Linked DNA regions of Mus musculus: region 2 is linked to region 1. A link is a loop called in an ENCODE intact Hi-C map of the cell type or tissue named here. Cell type or tissue: left cerebral cortex. All regions are shown on one strand. Links, peaks and the distances in the headings refer to the core of each region. The heading gives the core; the rest is flanking DNA.

The links. Hi-C counts contacts between places; a loop is a spot of excess contacts. Peaks named below come from ENCODE experiments on the same cell type or tissue, not always from the same donor. Only the 100,000 strongest peaks of a DNase experiment are listed, where the experiment ranks them.
Region 2: it touches region 1 in a loop (2.5-fold over the local background); 9 of 42 quality-filtered maps call a loop at or near these places.

Annotation. Positions count from the first base shown.
Region 1 is chr14:64,989,984-64,998,320 of GRCm38, reverse strand. It overlaps Ints9 (integrator complex subunit 9), which reads right to left. Exons shown (of 17, transcript NM_153414.5): 4 at 7,727-7,789; 5 at 5,208-5,347; 6 at 3,253-3,339. Among named protein-coding and RNA genes, the nearest start is that of Ints9, 44 kb to the right of the region's middle. In left cerebral cortex, for the core only: a CTCF peak has its summit at 3,268 (motif pointing right); DNase peaks (open chromatin) are centred at 3,276 and 7,929; H3K27ac peaks cover 818 bases.
Region 2 is chr14:64,880,072-64,888,408 of GRCm38, reverse strand. It overlaps Hmbox1 (homeobox containing 1), which reads left to right. Exons shown (of 10, transcript NM_177338.6): 4 at 749-834. Among named protein-coding and RNA genes, the nearest start is that of Hmbox1, 66 kb to the left of the region's middle. In left cerebral cortex, for the core only: a CTCF peak has its summit at 498; a DNase peak (open chromatin) is centred at 3,499; H3K27ac peaks cover 712 bases.

The DNA.
Region 1 (8,337 bases), core at 8-8,007:
ACAGATAGACACCGAGTGCTGAGGTGAGAAACCATCCTTAAGGAACCATCACCAGCCTCAATGAGTGCTTCCATCTTAAAGCCAATCCTAATATTTGTGCTGAGTTTATTCAGGATAGAAAGAAAACAAAGCTGGGGCTTTTGTTTTATCACTTCTGCATAAGTAGACTATTCCCTTTGCCATCGATAACTAAGGTCCATCATGTGTCTCAAAGCCAAAATGAAAGTCCTGGTCAGGGCCAGAAGGCACACATTTATCTCCAGCAGTGTACTGTATCTCTGCTCCTCTTCCATGATACCCTTTCCTTTCTAGCCTTTACCCACCAGTGGTGAGCCACACTAACTCAAGAGATTTGCTGAGCATCTCATGACTAATGCCCAGGCCCCTGACATTATGCTTGCTTCTCTCAAGCGCCATTCACACTCTTCCTAATACACAGTGACATTACTCTGGGAGCCAGTTATTTTGTTATGTTTTAAAAAGAATGGGTAAGCAAGGGGAAAAAATGCCTCTTTTTGTGCTCAAGGTCACAGAAGAGGCAAATTAAGATTCAGAACTTCCTAAGACTTGGCCCAGGACTTGGGAAATCAGGAACACTGACCTTTGAATGCTGCTTCTGATGTGCCAAAACTATTTGCAGCTGAGTACATAAGAACATAAATAAACAAGAGGAAATACGTAAGGGAGGCCAAGGCATATGTGGTCTACTACAGGGAAAGAAAATACAGCCCCAAGACTCTTTTAAGGAGGCAGGTTGTCAGGACCTGGGGTCCCATGTGGTCCAGTGTGCTCGGGCAGAGAGTGGCACAGGAAGGGCTGAGAAAAAGGCAGCTGAGACTGTAAATGCCACACAAAGAGGGCAGTACCACTGTTGGAGAGTGGCCAGATTCAAGGAAGCCACTCAAACAGAGACAGGACACCTTGGGTATGGCACACCTAGATGATTCGGAGACACCTGCACACCATCCTACCAACCAAGGAGACGCCCAGAAGATCCCTGCAAGACAGGAAAAAGGGGCACAGAACACCTACTTCCATTCCCACCACATAAGGGGGGCTGCAGGATATGCCCTCAAAGACTGACTGAGCAGAGGGTGGAAGTGTGGACTCTGTAGCCTGAAATCACCTAAAAAGTCAGAACCTGTCGCTCACCATCAGATGACCCTGGGGAGTTACCAACCCTCTCTGTGGCACTTCTCTCCTGTAAACTCAATAATGCCACTGCTCATCTCATCAAAGCGTCAGTTCCTGCTGTAGGAACACATTTAGAGCAATGTCTGGCAGAAAAAGCCATCCATAGGTTAAGTAAGCAGTGTGTACAAGGAACACATAGAGGAGACGTGTGCCTAAACTCTGGAACACAAAAACGTGATAGCCCACATACATTTACAGGAAGACTGGTAAAATCTAAGACACTGACATTCCGAGGCCTGGTTGACTGCTATTATCATCATCATTATTATCAGCTGGGGACAAGGAAGCGATGGGCAGGACAGCTGGAGAAAGGGGCGGGATCAGGAATTCTCAGGAAGTCTAATGCAGTTTGACCCCCAGGCTCTCCATGCTAAGAGCAGAAGATGGGACCAGGGGTGAAGGCAGCCGTTGCTGGGGTTAGACACGACAGGTCAAGCTGACCGGTGTCCTCTACCGCAGGGCAGGTAAGAGTGCGTGGGTGTGGGATCAAGCCACCTCCATGCTCCTTCCATGGTATTTATCCTTTACCTTACCTCCACAGCCCAGTCTCTTGGTCCTTGCATGACACTCTACCTAAACTCTGGGGATGGTCACTAATCTCCCACTTTCCACATCCAAGGGCCTCATCTCCATTTTACTTGCTAGTTTCCTTAGTTATCTTTTGTTTGCATCTGGTTTCTAGCGCACAGCTCTTACATGGACTTAGAACTAGCTTATGCAGTCTAGGCTGACACAGCTTTTGGTCTTTCTGCCTCCCATTCCAGAGTGCTAGGATTACAGGCACATGTCACCACCCACAAGCCTGTGTTTTTGGAACCTTCCTATGTCCTGGCTCCCACTCGCCTTCCTCGTTACTACTTTGCAGCTCCCTTTATGCTTACCGATCCCTTTAACCCCACTCAGGCACCTCCCTGGAGCTGCAGTCTTCTTCAAGCTCACTTGCTTCCGCCTTAGTTCAGACCTTTGTCTTCTGGGTCTGACATGGCCCCCTGCTGGTCTCCCTGTCTCCATCTCTGCAGGCCTCACAACTCCCATGTTGCTTCCAGAGTTCCTTTCTTCCAAACCAAATGTGGTCATGTCATTCTCTTTACAGGCCTCCCTACTAATGACCTGCACACACTCAATGGTGCAAGCCTCAACCTCCCCTGTAGGAGACTGTATAACCTCATTCCAACCTGCCCTCCCTGCTTCCCTTCCCTACCCACCTATCAACACTGAATTTCTCACCATCCCATGACATGAAACCAGATACCTCTTCAACACAACTGTTGTGTGTGTGTGTGTGTGTGTGCGTGCATGCATGTGAGTGGTAGTGGTATGTGAACATGCATGTGTTTACTTGTGTGGAGACCCAAATCTGAAGCCACCAGTTCTGCCCAGTCTAGCCAGCGAGCTCCAAGGAGTCCATTTCTGCCTGTCACGTGCTGGGCTTGCTTGCTCACTCTTATGTGGGTTCTGGGGATTGAACTCTGATTCTCATGAATGAGGAGAAAATGCTTTATCCATCCAGTTACCTCTCCAGCCCCCGGCTTTTATGTAAGGAAATCTTTTCTTCGAGTTGATTCACATCATCTAAGAAATGTCCTCCTCAGCTTCCTTAAACAGCAAACATTATTTATTAAAAAAAAGATTTATTTATTGTGTGTATGTGATGTATGTACTTGGGTAAGTATGTGACAAGGCACATGTCAGAGGCCAATCTGTGAGGTGTGGATCTTTCCTACCACGTGGGACTTGGGGATCAAATTCAGGTCTACAGGCTTGGTGGCAAGCCCCTTTACCCACAGAGCCCTCTTGCCATCCCTAGCTCTTTACCTTCTGAGTGTCAACCACACTGTGGTGAGGACTCTTTAGACAGTCCTGGCAAGCCCTGAGTGACCTGGACCATTAGACCCCGGCCCTCCGTGGAGCCAGGTGCTCCCAAAGCTGCACAGCCCGCATGGGGCCTGAGTGTGAATTAAAGAAAGCCCTTCCACCTTCCACTCTAACCAGGTCTGTGCTGGAGTACAAAGGAGACTTGAGAAGCTCTGGAGCCAACAAGGAGAGGGCTGTTCTCACCGCTGTATATCCTTATTCTTCCACAAGGAGGCAGACTGGGCCTTTGGCACTCTTTCGATGAAATTCACCAGCTCTTCCATGAGAAGCCTGAGTTTAAACAAAGCATAAAGAACACTGAAGAACAATTTGCTGCAAACACTACAGCCGGGAATGGTGGATTTGCCCCCTTTTCACTAGCCTGTCTCATGAGATAGGCGTTTCAACTGATGTAAGAAGCTGACACATAGTTTGGGAATCAAAAATGCTCCAGTTAGAGCCGTGGTTCTCAACTTGTGGGTCTTGACCTGTTTGGGGACGGGAGAGGGGGCATGAGAATGACCCCTTCACAGAGGTCATACATCAGCTAGCCTACATGTCATATATTTACATTACAACTCATAACAGTAGCAAAATTACAGTTATATTAAGTAGCAACAAAAATAACTTTAGGGCTGGGGGGGTGTCACCACAACGTGAGGATCTGTATTAAAAGATTGCAGCATTAGGAAGGTTGAGAACCACTAGCATAGAGGGAGACATCAAGAACTAATTTGAAAGCTGCCCAAAAGATCTGCAGTGAGACAGACCTCTGCCATTCTGAGATGGAATACCCAAATACAGCTAAGGGAGCCCAAGGAGCACTGTACTCAGCTGGCTCACGGCTACACAGACATTGACAGCACCCTGAAAACTAGATGATAATCAAACAGCTAGAAGTAGAGCCAGACCTGGCAGCTCATCTCTGTAATCTTACCACTTGGGAGGCTGAGGCAGGAAGATTGCCATGAGTTCTAGAGTAGCCTAGGCTACATAGTGAGTTCTAGGCTAGCCTGGGTTTCAGAATGAGACTGTCCTCCAAAAAAACAATATATCCACCTTCCTACCCACCTAGAAATACATTTTCAATATCTGAATCCAGTTCATGCTAATACAGAACACAGGGTAATATCCTCTCTGTATCAATTTAGAGACAACAGCAACAAGTAAGTTTACTGGCAAACCCAAACACGTACACTTCACATCCATCTGTTTCCCTAACTACTGTCTCCTTCTCGAGGCAGCAGTCCTGGCTCCAGCACCCCAAGATTTGAGGCCCAGGTTCATGCTCCTTGATTGCCATTGTTTGCAGACTACGGGACTTGTAATGCTTTCTCTCAACCAGGCTGCTGTCTTGTTTTCCTATAATGGCAATTTCGGGTCCCTGGAATCCCTTCCTGTTTTTGTATAAGCTGTAGGTCACGTTTTCACACTAAAGGTTCTGTTTTATTTCTAATCACTAGCTCATCTTGTTGGGTATCTGTAAGACACTAGAGTACAATCTAACAGTTTATAGTACAATCAACCCTGTATATTGGATCCTGAAAGCTTTACCTTATACTGTTATTTCAAAGCAATACATTATGTGTGGATTTTTTTTCTTCAGTAATAATTTTCTTTCTAGGTTTTTTTCCTTTCCTTTTCTCTAAGTAACTGATTCTATGGTAATGTATACCATCCGCCTACACTGTAAAGGCTTAGCTGGGGTAAGAAGAAAGGACAACCTTCTTGGTTGACTGAAGACTGTAATTTTTGATTACTCTTCTTCCCTTGTTTTCTACAAGTTTCTATTTATAGTCCTCAGCAAATCATGAAAAAAAGGGGATCTTTCCAAAGCAAAGTAATAAAGTTTTTTCTTTTTCTTCTTCACTTAAATAAGCAAAGTTCTGTTGCTCTGACACTTTCTGCTCTGGATCTTTGTGGCATCTTCCTAAGCCTCTGACCTCTTCAGTACCATTTACAGAGGAGCTGCCTATGAACAGCTATGCTGAAAGAAAGACCCAGACACTACCAGGGGTACCCATCTCTAGGCATCTCCGGTGAGCATTCCTGTGTCTAGAGAGTGGCATACTCATCTTTGTCCTGGGAAATAAATTACACATTTCTGGTATCACACCCCACAGTGGCCACAGAAGGAGCTTGGCAGCCACACCTCTCACCTGCCGATCTGCATGGTGGGTTCTGTGGCATACACTGTGCCTGTGAATCCTGTGTGCTCGGTGATGTAGGGCAGCGCCATCATGCAGTGGTAGTTAGAGATGAGGATCACATCGACTGTAGACAGGTCTATTAGCTCGGTCTGGAGAGAAAGGGAGGGTGATGTGCGTCTGTGCCAGGGCACATAGAGCAGCAGGACGGGACTGACAAATGATGCTGTCAGAATGTAGAGTAGTAGCTCTGCTTCTTCAGAATAATGAGGCCTTTCCCGCAACACCACCCCTCTCTCACCGTGGATGTGTCCTAATACTGACAGCTGACAGCTGGGCAAAACGGCTAGCCGCGAGAACACGGCCAGCTTACCAGGATCACTCTGCTCTATACATTTAGCAAACTGGTCTTCAAAAGGCAAATAGAGAGACAACTACTTTTACTTTCTTTTTTGTTTTAAGTTTTTGACTTTTCATTGTCTGGCTACCATACTCCTGAGATAGGTAACGAGAAAGAGAATTGCAGTGACTTCTTCGAACTCTACAGGGGTTTTTATGATCCCGCTTCTCTGCCTTACCACCTAACAAGCCTTGGCATACTAGTGGGGGATGGGAGGTGGACTCAAGCATAGACTGTAGGCATAGCTAGAAACTGCAGCTCACAGCCAGCAACTCTCCTGCACAGAGGAGCTAACCCTTAACCATGTGATATACAGAGATTAAGCATAGCTGGGTCACAAGAGTGTGTAAGGTAGAGTGGCTTGTGTAGCTGTTAGTCCTGCTCAGAAGTAACAAAGATATCGATGACATAAGCAAACAATAAGCAGTGTGGATATCTACCTGGGGTGTGGGTATTTTCTGGCTGAGTGACTTAGCATACAAATAATTTAATAAGTCTGCCAGTATTGCCAGCATGTGAGTAAAGGACACTAGTGCCTCACTGCTAGAACAGTGGCATCTATGCTGTTGTGTAGGGAATTTCCTCTTAGACTAAATATTCCTTCTCAGATGAGATGCAGAGGGCTGTCAGGGACTGGAAACATTCCATTCTGCAGGGGAGTTCATTAAAATTCAGGAAGCAAACAACACAAGGCTTAAGGAAGTCCCTGAAACTGACCTGATTTACTAGGCTCCTCCTTCCCCAAGCTTATAAACAGGAAGGACACTACTGAGGACACTTTCAGATTAGCAGAATTGTCTGAAAGATGCTCAGGCAAACTGAGTTTTCTCAAAGATACACTCCGGGACTTGTCCAGTTACCTGTAGGTTGTGCAATACATTCCAGGTTTCTATCATTGGTGAGCCACCATCCATGTTGTGGTGGGAATTTGGTAATGTGTCATTGAGTCATTTCTGTCCTGCACATAACCCCTCACCAATGTTCCTTCAAATATGACCAGTAAAACTCATTGGTTTACCAAGATGGACTGTTGTGGCATTCTTACATTGGTTTATTATTGGTTCCCTCTCTGGGGAGAGTTCTTTCCATGGCATATGGAAAGAACAAACCTAACATCAATATCCCACATCTATTAGCCTTAACACCGCATTTTGCCCTGTGCTTGCAAGACATCATGCCCTCAAGATGGAGGTGGTTGTACTCTCTGCTGCCTTTGGAACCACTTTTAAATAAGGAAATTCAGACGGAGTAGCAGAGGGACAAATGCAATGGCAGTTAAAGCAACACTGAAGCTCACATGTAAGGACATGAGAGGCAGCCTAAGTGTCCTCTTTAAAATATAACAATCAGCCCCAGAGCCTAGAATCACAGAAAAATCTGCTGAAGAAAGTCAGAAGAAAAAAAATTAATTCATGTACATTAATTATGTAATCATGGTAAATGATTACATAAACATTTCCCCTAAATAATTTAATATTTAAGCCCAATGCATGGATATTCACAAGTTTACTTACATACTTTTAGTGGAATAAAAATAATTTTACCTTTGACAGTATTCCTTACAAGCATTTGGTCCACACACTGTGAACAGGGCTGCACTAACCTATACTAGATCATCCACAACACACAGTGTATATTTGAGGGAAATGGGATAAAGTAGTTTCACAGGTTTATGACTGGTCTGTGTAGCTCACTGGACTAGAGTTGGTGCCTCTCATGTTTTCTCCAAGTCTTAACAACAGTATGGCTCTACCTTAAAACAGTGACTTAAGTCACATAATCTGTCTAGCTTGAAAAGCTGATCTATGGCTTTAGAACCTATAGTATTATAAGTGCAACCCAGGTGCGCTGGGAAATGTAGGTTTCTTATTGGCAAGTTCCGTACTCTGGAACAAGCCCCAAAGTCCTTGGAGCACTGGCCCACTTGCTCCTCATTCTTGCCCAGGAAGTGAAGGTTGCAAGAGTCAGTGCCATCTCTGATACCCTGAAATAGATGGGGAGCTTCCCCCTCATTCCTAAGTGACAGCTGTAGTGACAGACTGTAGTGAGTGAGGGCAGGGTCATGGCGCTTTTTCCTTGACTTATAACGATGATTATCAGGATGGTTTGCTTCCAATCTCTTTCATCTTACCTCTGGTAAGCAGAATTCAGGCACAGAATCCACAAATACATGACCGGAGCACTCTTTTAGCTCCTAAAAGAGATGGAGAGGAAAAGTACTAAGAGATATTTAATAGATACAGTACCAAGGAAACTCAATCTCACCTAACTGAGAGGGTGGGAGGTTATTTTTAGACAAACTGTTTCCTATTTAGGTTCAGGTTGGCTAGGTGCCCGACTGAGGGTGAAAACACTGCCTGGCGGCAGATTTGGGGTTTGAACACATTCCCTGAGGCGTCTTTGAGAAGTTAGGAAAAACACATGCTGCTATAATTTGAGATCCAGTGCTTCTTAAGAATTAGTTATCAAGTCAAAGTTCCCTGGGTCCTGACTAATATCTAAGGGGCCAGAAGCTGGAGAGGAGGCCACGGAGCCTGTGCTTATGACAAGAACCTCTGGTGACTCTCCTATGGTATCCAGTTAGGAGGCCTAGGCTGATCACTTGGGAGCCTTTTCTCCCTCCCGCTAAGAGCTGAAGGGAAGAGGCCTAGTGAGGAGGGAGGAGAAGAGTGGGGAGTGGGATCCAAAGCGCTGCCACCACCACAGTGCATGTACGGTCTACTCCACAGAACACATGCTTAC
Region 2 (8,337 bases), core at 24-8,023, 110 kb after region 1:
GTGCTTTGTCATTCTTAAGGATGTCTGGACTCTGAAAATGTGCTATTTAAATAAGTAATAGGCTGAGAGTATTTATTACTGAATACTTTTCTTTTTAGTGTTAACTATTCTGTGTATTTATTATATGTAATAGAAAATTAATAGACACTTTTAATATGAAACTAATATTTTAAACCATTCTACATTCTTTTCATTTTTTCTTATACAGAAGAGAGGGAGAGGAAGCAGCTAATTGTAATAAACATATTACCATGCTAATAACTTCACTCATGAGAATGGTATTGATTTTTGCCCCGGAAGCATTTCCAAGGTTTCCAGATGGGTGTCAGTTCTACAGTACCTTCCTTAACCTGCAGACCCACAGTCTCCGTACAGCTGATTTTTCACTGCCTTTGCTTTTCATTTTTCCAGGGCTTCTATGTTTTCATTCCCTATAATGAGGCCATACACACTGCACATTGAATTATTCACAGCATGCAGTTCCCGGTCCCCCCACATGAGACTTGTATCCACAGTGGCATTCACTGAGGTGTCTGTCTGATGGTGTGATGTTTCAGGACTGGAGTATTTGGTGTTTCTTGGTTTGTTGTAATTTCATATTATCACCCAAGTTTAGTCTGTTTCCCTTTGATTTTTGTGTCCTTCCTTTCTGTGTCCTCCCCACCTCTCTGCTTCACCTTTCTTTTAGCAAAGATGAGGATTTCTACCTTCAACATACATTGTTGGTCTTGTCTTCTGTTTTTGTTAGGAGGGACAGCAGTGTGATAAAAGAGGAAATCAAAGCCTTTCTTGCCAATCGGAGGATTTCCCAAGCAGTTGTTGCACAGGTAACAGGTAAGAGCCGCAGAGCCCTTTATTCTAGAATCCTGTCTCTACCGTCTCTGCCGTCTGTGCAGATGTTAGACTATCGCTTGTATTTCCATGCTGCAGCCCTGTCAGCTTGGCATGGTGACAGAAGCCTGGGGTTTAAACCAGGGCCTCTGGGATCAGAGACATGTTCCAGTGAGCTTTCAAGAAACTTGTGCTAGTAAAATTTGTAACATTAGTAATAATAATAATTAGTAGTGATAATCCCGATTTTGTAATTGAAAGGGGAATGACATTTCCTTTTGATTATGGCAGAGCCTATGACACACCATCAGCTGCTGTCTGTTCAATATTTTTAAAAGCGTCACAGTTCTCTAAATTAAATCTAGGATTTTACCAATAAAAATGGCTCTTGAGGAAAAAGTAGGTTGGGAGGGATTTTCCTTTTTAGTTTGGGGGGTTTGTCATCATTTGGGCTTTGGTTTTGTTGTTGTTTGTTGCTTTTATGTTTTTGTTTGGTTTGGTTTTTTTCCCTTGGGACAGGGTTGCATGCAGTCCACGCTAGCCTCAAACTCACTCCATGGCTGATAACAACCTTGAGCTCCTGATCCTTTTGCAGCCACCTCCAAAGTGCTGGGATGTGTGCACCGCCATCGCCTACTGAAAGTTGTCTTTTGAATGACCATTTCTGTGTGAAACCTTCCTCACACCCCTCCTGAGAAGATAAGAGTCACCAGTGTCTTCTCTTTGTTCTCTATACCCATCCATTCTCCACCCAGCCCAGACCTCACCTACATGTGGTGTGTATGTGTCCTTCTCTACCCAGATTGCATCTTAAAAATGGAGGCCCTGAGTGTGAGTGAGTCATCGTTGGGTTGGGGTGCTCTTCCTTAGTCCTTAAGCTCTTAGAGGAACCACGAGTTCTTTCCAGTCCAATTCCACTTGCTGTGTTGTTACCCAGTCTATGATGACAGTTACAGTAATTGCCACCGCCACCACCACTTTTAGCATGCGGCTGCAAACTTAAGCCTTTGGGTATTTCAACCCCCTGCCTCAGTTTTTGTACTTTTGTGGTTACATGCTGGTATCTGAGCCATAGTAGCTCTTTCAGCTCTGCACATGATCTTAGCCAAAAGGCCGAGAAGCGATCTTCCAGCTCTGATGTTCCTTCGGTGGTCCAAACACTGGTACATACTGAAGTGAATGTTAAGAGGTTATGCCTGCTCATTAATTTGATAAAATTGTAACTTGAAAGCTAAAAGTATTAAATTTTATCCCTATACCTAATGTCAGCCAACCCTTTAAGATACATACATGTATATATCTCTTACTAATAATTCATTTTTATAAATGATGCCTTTGTTGCTCGTAAAAGACTTTTAGACATGTCCTTTAATGTAGAAGTCTTAATGGTAAGGAAAGGTGTGAATTTAATTATTTAAGTCTTTAGGTATTTGCCAGTAGGATGGATGAGATAAATTATTTAACTTCAATAAACTAAAGTACAGTGTGTAACACACTATAAGGGTAAATTGTGCAGGCTTTACTGAAACTCACAGTGTAGTAGATTATGCCATGATGGGATGTTGTCTTTGCATCTTTGCTTTAGTTTCTCAGACTACAATCAACATGTGTTCTGATTTGCAACATATAGAGGGACAGCCAGACAAATCTGTAACATGATAGAACAAAATTGCAAAGTTGAATATTTCTGAGAGTTGAATATATTAAAATTTGAAACATCTTATACTTAAATTTGTTTTAGTGTGTACATGCATATATATGTATGTTGGGGTGAAAGGTTTTTTTTTTTTTTTTTCCTTCCTATTGTGTGTTCCAGGGATTAAAACTCAGGTCCTAATCCTTGGCAGCAAATGCCTTTGCCCACTGAGCCATCTTGTCAGCCCAGGAAGTTCTATAATGTATCCCCTATGCCCATTTCTTATTGCCAAATTCTATTATGTATCTTCACGGCTGAATTTAACTACTTTTAGTTTTGAGACTCCTGCCCATTTGCATCTTTATGCATTCCTCCTTAGCACACCTCATTCTATTAGGGTGCTACCTGGCATTAGCGTAGTGACTCACCTTAGGTTTAATCCTCAGAGGGTCTGTCACTGCACACGTGGAAAACTTCACACCCACCTGCCTGGTAGAGCTGGCTGAGGCATACAGGAGCTGATTGGGTTTAGCTCAAACTACACATCAAGAGGCACACCAAAGGTCTGATTCTGGGATGTTTGCCTGTTCAACCATCACATACATTTTTTTGTGTTTAAGAAAGTTTGAGTTTTTTGTTTGTTTGTTTGATTTTGTTTTACTCTACAAAGCAAGAGAGTGAGGAAATTAAAAGCAGGCTAATTTATTTTTTATCTATTGGCTAGCTCACTGAGTTGTTTTTCTCATGTATTATGAATTAGTCACATTTGTGCCCCACCCTGTTCAGCCAGGAACCTAGCAGAAACAGTCATTCTCATGTCTTGGAAGAACAATAAGTTAGTGATTGACCATTACCTAGATATCCTTTTCTGTCGTTCTACAGCAGATTCTTTGAAAATCATTTGAGTTTGACTCTAGTATGTGAGATCAACCATAAGATAAAAATCAGAACGGATGGCGCCTAACCACAGAAAATGCTAAATAAGAAAGTGTAGCAAGGTGCCAAATTACGACACATGTGCTGTTCCAGAATCAAATGCAGAGGCTGCTTTTTATAGATGTGGAGGGCTTCTATAATAAGATAAACAAGAAGTGCAGGGGTGGGGTCTGTATAAATAATATCCTGCTGATAGGAGAAATGACAGTGTAAACAGGATATAATAACAGTGCCTGCTGAATTTCCAGCATGTTATTTGTAGATTCCGTCACAGTTGCAGCTGCTCCCACCATGGGTAGATTTTTACCTCTGTGAGAGGTCGGCCAAGATTCTAGCTTTTCACTAACAATGATAGGGTGTTGAGCATAGCCTTGGCTTTAGTAATAAACATGTATTTTATATTTACTCTCAGCAAAAATGTTTCCTTAGGCTGTTCAAGCATTCCTAAAACAAACAAATAAAAATATAATGATCTCTGGGAAAAAGTGGGGATACTCAGAAAAAAATGAGTAAATAGTCAAAGGTTGGTGAGAGCTTATCATCCAAAGAGATATACTAATTAGTGTTGTGTCTTCTTAAAGAAATAAGAAAAAAATGTTAGCATCAGAATTTAAAGAACTTTATTACAGTTGTGTTGAATTGCTAGGGTACAGTGAGAAGCCAGCAGACACTGGGATTCCATTCTTTCTGACATCCACTCATTGTGTGACCCACACCCTCACTTTCATTATAAAATGTAGGAGTGTGACCAAATGATTGTTCTCTTAGTCCATGTAACGAAATGCTATAAACTGAGTTGAGTAGTGTAGTATACAAACATACACATGTATTTCTCACAGTTCTAAGGCAGGTTCCATGTCTGGGAACCACTTGCTTTTCTGGCTCGTATGCTCCTTTTTCTTTCTTGCTGTGTCTTCACATGGTGGAAAGGGTGAAGGGTCTTCCAGGCCCCTTAGGGTGCTAATCCTATTCATGAAGGTCTGCCCATGTGACAACCCCCTCCCAAAGATCCCCACATGTGAACATCACCATCTTAAAGACAAAGCTTTCAACAAAAGGCATAGATGTTCACATTATAGCAGCTCCATTTTTTTCTGCTTGTCCAGTTCTAGTCTACTTTTAAACTACAACTACATTTGACACTTGGACCATCTTGCTTCTAATCTTTTTACTTCCAACTGTATTCAAATCACTTCCCTTGTTACTTTTCTCTAAAATGGAGAATAATAATAATATATATGCATCAGTTGTTTTGCCAAAAAAAAAAAAAAAAAAAACCCAACCAGTATTGCTGTCTTTCTTAATCAGAGAACTTTAGACCAGGTGTTATAAACCAACTAAGATATCAGTTTAAAAGCTAAACTTTATTCTTTAGAACAGTGTTTGGTTCACAACAACATTGAACAAAAATTTGAGAAACTTCCAAAATACCTCCTGGTCCACAGGGCCTACTCAGTTTCCTATAATTGTCACCTCCCACAGTGGCACATTTTTGGCAGTCAGTGACCCTATGCTGATATGTCATTGGGAACTAGCATTCCTAGCTGGCAGTAGGCCCCCTTTTGGTAGTGCACATGCTATAGGGTCAAACAGGATACACCCACAATTACAATGTGACCTCACAGCCCTCAGAAGTTTTCTGTGCTCTGCTTGTCTGCTTTGCTCTTCCCAGTTCTTGCAACCATGGATCTTTGCCAAAGTGTCTTAGCATTGGAGTCAAGTCGTGATAGTTGTGATAGCTTCCGGCTGGGTTCTTTTAGTTACTAACTGCATTGAAGGTTCCTCTGTGTTGCTTGCTCAATGCCTAGCTCAGGCACTCCTCTTCTTTGACTGCTGAGTAACATCTCCTTGTCTACACTCTGTCAGTTCCCTAAAAGTGGACATGTTACCTTCAAACTTGGTGAACTATGAAGATAATTGTTATTAAAAAATAGAATTTATATCTAAATTAGAATAGCAGTGTAGGTAGAGCATATATCAGACTGTGGAATTGCCCTGTTATAATAGTCAGAAAGAATTCATTTGCTCATTTGACAAGGCTTTATGGGGATTTGGCTGGCTTTAAGTAGATATCCAGTTTGAAAGCTGTCTGCTATCTGTCCTCACAATAAGCAGGCTTGTAGATGGGCAGTCTGACTGTAAGTAAATGTTTGGAGCTGTGTGTAGTTCCTCTTTTCAGAGGCTTCCCCCTCTCTGTCTACAGGCTCTCTGTACCAGTGTTATTAGTGTTTTGTTAGTGTATTTGGGACTTCTCTTGGCTTCCAGGTCCTGCAGACTGTTTTCTTATGTCTTCTTCAAATTCTGGGCACGGTCCTTTAAGCCAGCACATGAGGGTACACTGTTTCCTCCCAGGATGGAACACACCTCTTCCATGTGATGCCCATATTTTCTCTGGTACAAAGAGTTCCTGAGGAGGCTTGTTTTAAACTAGCTCTCTGTAGTTACTATAATGTATGTGTGAAGCCCCCTGGGCTTCTATAATCTCACATGAAGTGCATAGAGTTGTAAGTGTCCATGTGAAAGTTAGGTTGGCTGCCAACCTTAGAGTGAGAACCATGTTTCCTACTTGAACTTAAAGCAGAACCCACATTAAACCAATTCACAGACCCAGAAGGCTTGCCAGTGACAGCCAAGAACGATACACAGGTGTGCTGTCCAGGCCAGTCTCAGCAGTTTTCGGATCTCTTTTCACCTAAGATTGAAAAACCAGCATACAAACAACCCCGTGCCTAAAATGTAATGTCCCTTGTCAGGTATGTTATTCTCTCCAGAGCATGATCTGCTCTTCCTTACCATTGGGAATAGTAATATGACGTGGTGAGGTGGGAGCAGCATGGCTCAGCAAGGCTGTGTTCCCCAAGCCTAATGACTTTGAGTTCCATCTGTGGAGCTCACTGGACGGAAGGGGAGAGCTGGCTCCTCAAAGTTGTTCTCTGATTTCCACATGCATGCTATGGTATGTACCTCACATACACATGGAGTAAATAAACATGTCATTTTTTCTTTAAAGGTAGGTCTGGTAGCATACCTGTAATCCCAGCACTAAGAAGGTAGAGGCCATTGTGTCAAGAATTCAGAATTATCCTTGGTTAAACTCAAGATCAGCATGAACAGTGTGATGCCAGGCCATAAACAAACAATAAATGCATAAAGGGACAATATCTACTTACGGGGATGTTCTAGGAAGAAAGCCAGGAGACCGAAAGACAGTCACAGACAGATGTGTGGACAGTGTTCTGCCTTTGAACATGTTCACCTTAAAGTGCCTGTCTATCCAAAATAACATTGCTATAGACTTGTCGCTATTATTTATGAGAAATTCTTAGAAACCGCCATTTTTTAATTCTGTATTTAAAAGACAGGGAGTTTGCTATGTCATCCTGGCTGACCTGGTATTCACTGTGTAGCTCAGCATGTCTTTCCTCAGCCTTCTAAATGATGTGACTTTATAGTGCTACTGTGGTATTTTGTAAAACAATCTTTAAATTTAGTGTTTTGAGTTTGAGTCCTTTTAAAAACTAAAATATGCTATTTTCTTAAAGGTATTTGATTTCTTTTGACAGGTTTTATTTTTCTTTTTTAACAGAAAGATTGCCTTTTGCACCTAATTTCTTCCACTGCTTAGATGACTTTTGAAGGCTGTTACACTAGTTTGCCATGATTTTGTCCAGGAGATACCATGTCTTTGAAGTATTTGGGTGTAATATTAAGACTAATCTCTCTTAGATTTTGTTGATCTCTGTATTCAGGCTCTGGTTTGGCCTTGTCATTGCGCAGATGGCTGATGTGAGTTCTAGAGCCATTCTGCTCTAGAATGCATACACACTCAAGGCCAAACCTCCTTTTAGAGAGTTTTTATTTTTAGCTGTAATTGATATGACACTTACCAAGTGCTAGATGCTATGCTAACTGCTTTATATAATTGAGAAACAGGCGTGAAGTCCCACAGTTACAGATAAGAAAACCAAGGCGAGGACCTGGCCTCTCATTCACTGCAGTCAGAGTTCTTAAGCATAGGCAGGTCAGTGTGGAGAGAGTGCATGTAGAGGGCCAAGGGTATAATTAGAGCTGTGCAGGGCCTGGGTGCAGAATAAGTTTTGTGTAGTAATTACCTGCTTTCTAGAGCAAGGTTTCTCCGAGTAATTTATCCAGTTCCATATCCAGGAAAGGCTTGAACCACCATTTTGAATCTTGGCTTTGCTTAATTCTCACTAGGATTCAGTGCCCATTTATGGAGCTAGGCTACTCAAGACTAAATATGTTAACCACATTTTTGATAGTCCTCAATATATAACATGAACTTGTAGAAAGAATAAATTTAAAAATATATTATTTCCACCTTTCTTTAATTTTTTCAAACCTTATTTTTAGTGATGGTTCTTAAATGCTTTAACCTTCCTTGTAGCCTACCACCCGCCAGAGGTAGTGGGAAAGAAAGGATATGTGGGAAGTGGACCTGTTTAGAAACATTCTTTGGAGCAACTCCCATCTGTGTTGCCTGGAGATCGGTGGTTCAGTTCACAGGTTAGCAGGCCGCTTGATCCGCTCACAAACACTTCATGGAAACACCAGCAACCCAGTTTGGTAGAGTTGGGTTAGCAACAGCGGTGACACGACCTACCAGAGAGAGCCAGGCTTTAGCCTTGGCACGAGTCAGCAGCAAGGAAGATGCCAGGGGAAGTTCTCTGCTGTGCCCCTCTCAGGGATTCGAAAATTAGCAAAGTCGTGAGACTCACAAGCATCTTGCAGCTAGCTCTAGAAGCAAGCCTTGGAGAGCAACTATGCAGTGTAAGGTGGACCAATACATGGGTGTTGTTTAGCAAAGAATCTTTCATCACATGTCCTTTCACGTGATTGCTTTAGCAGAACATCCTCTCTCCTCTGTCTGCTTCAGTAAAGTGTTCCTTCACTAGTCTGCCTTAGTCTTTCACCTG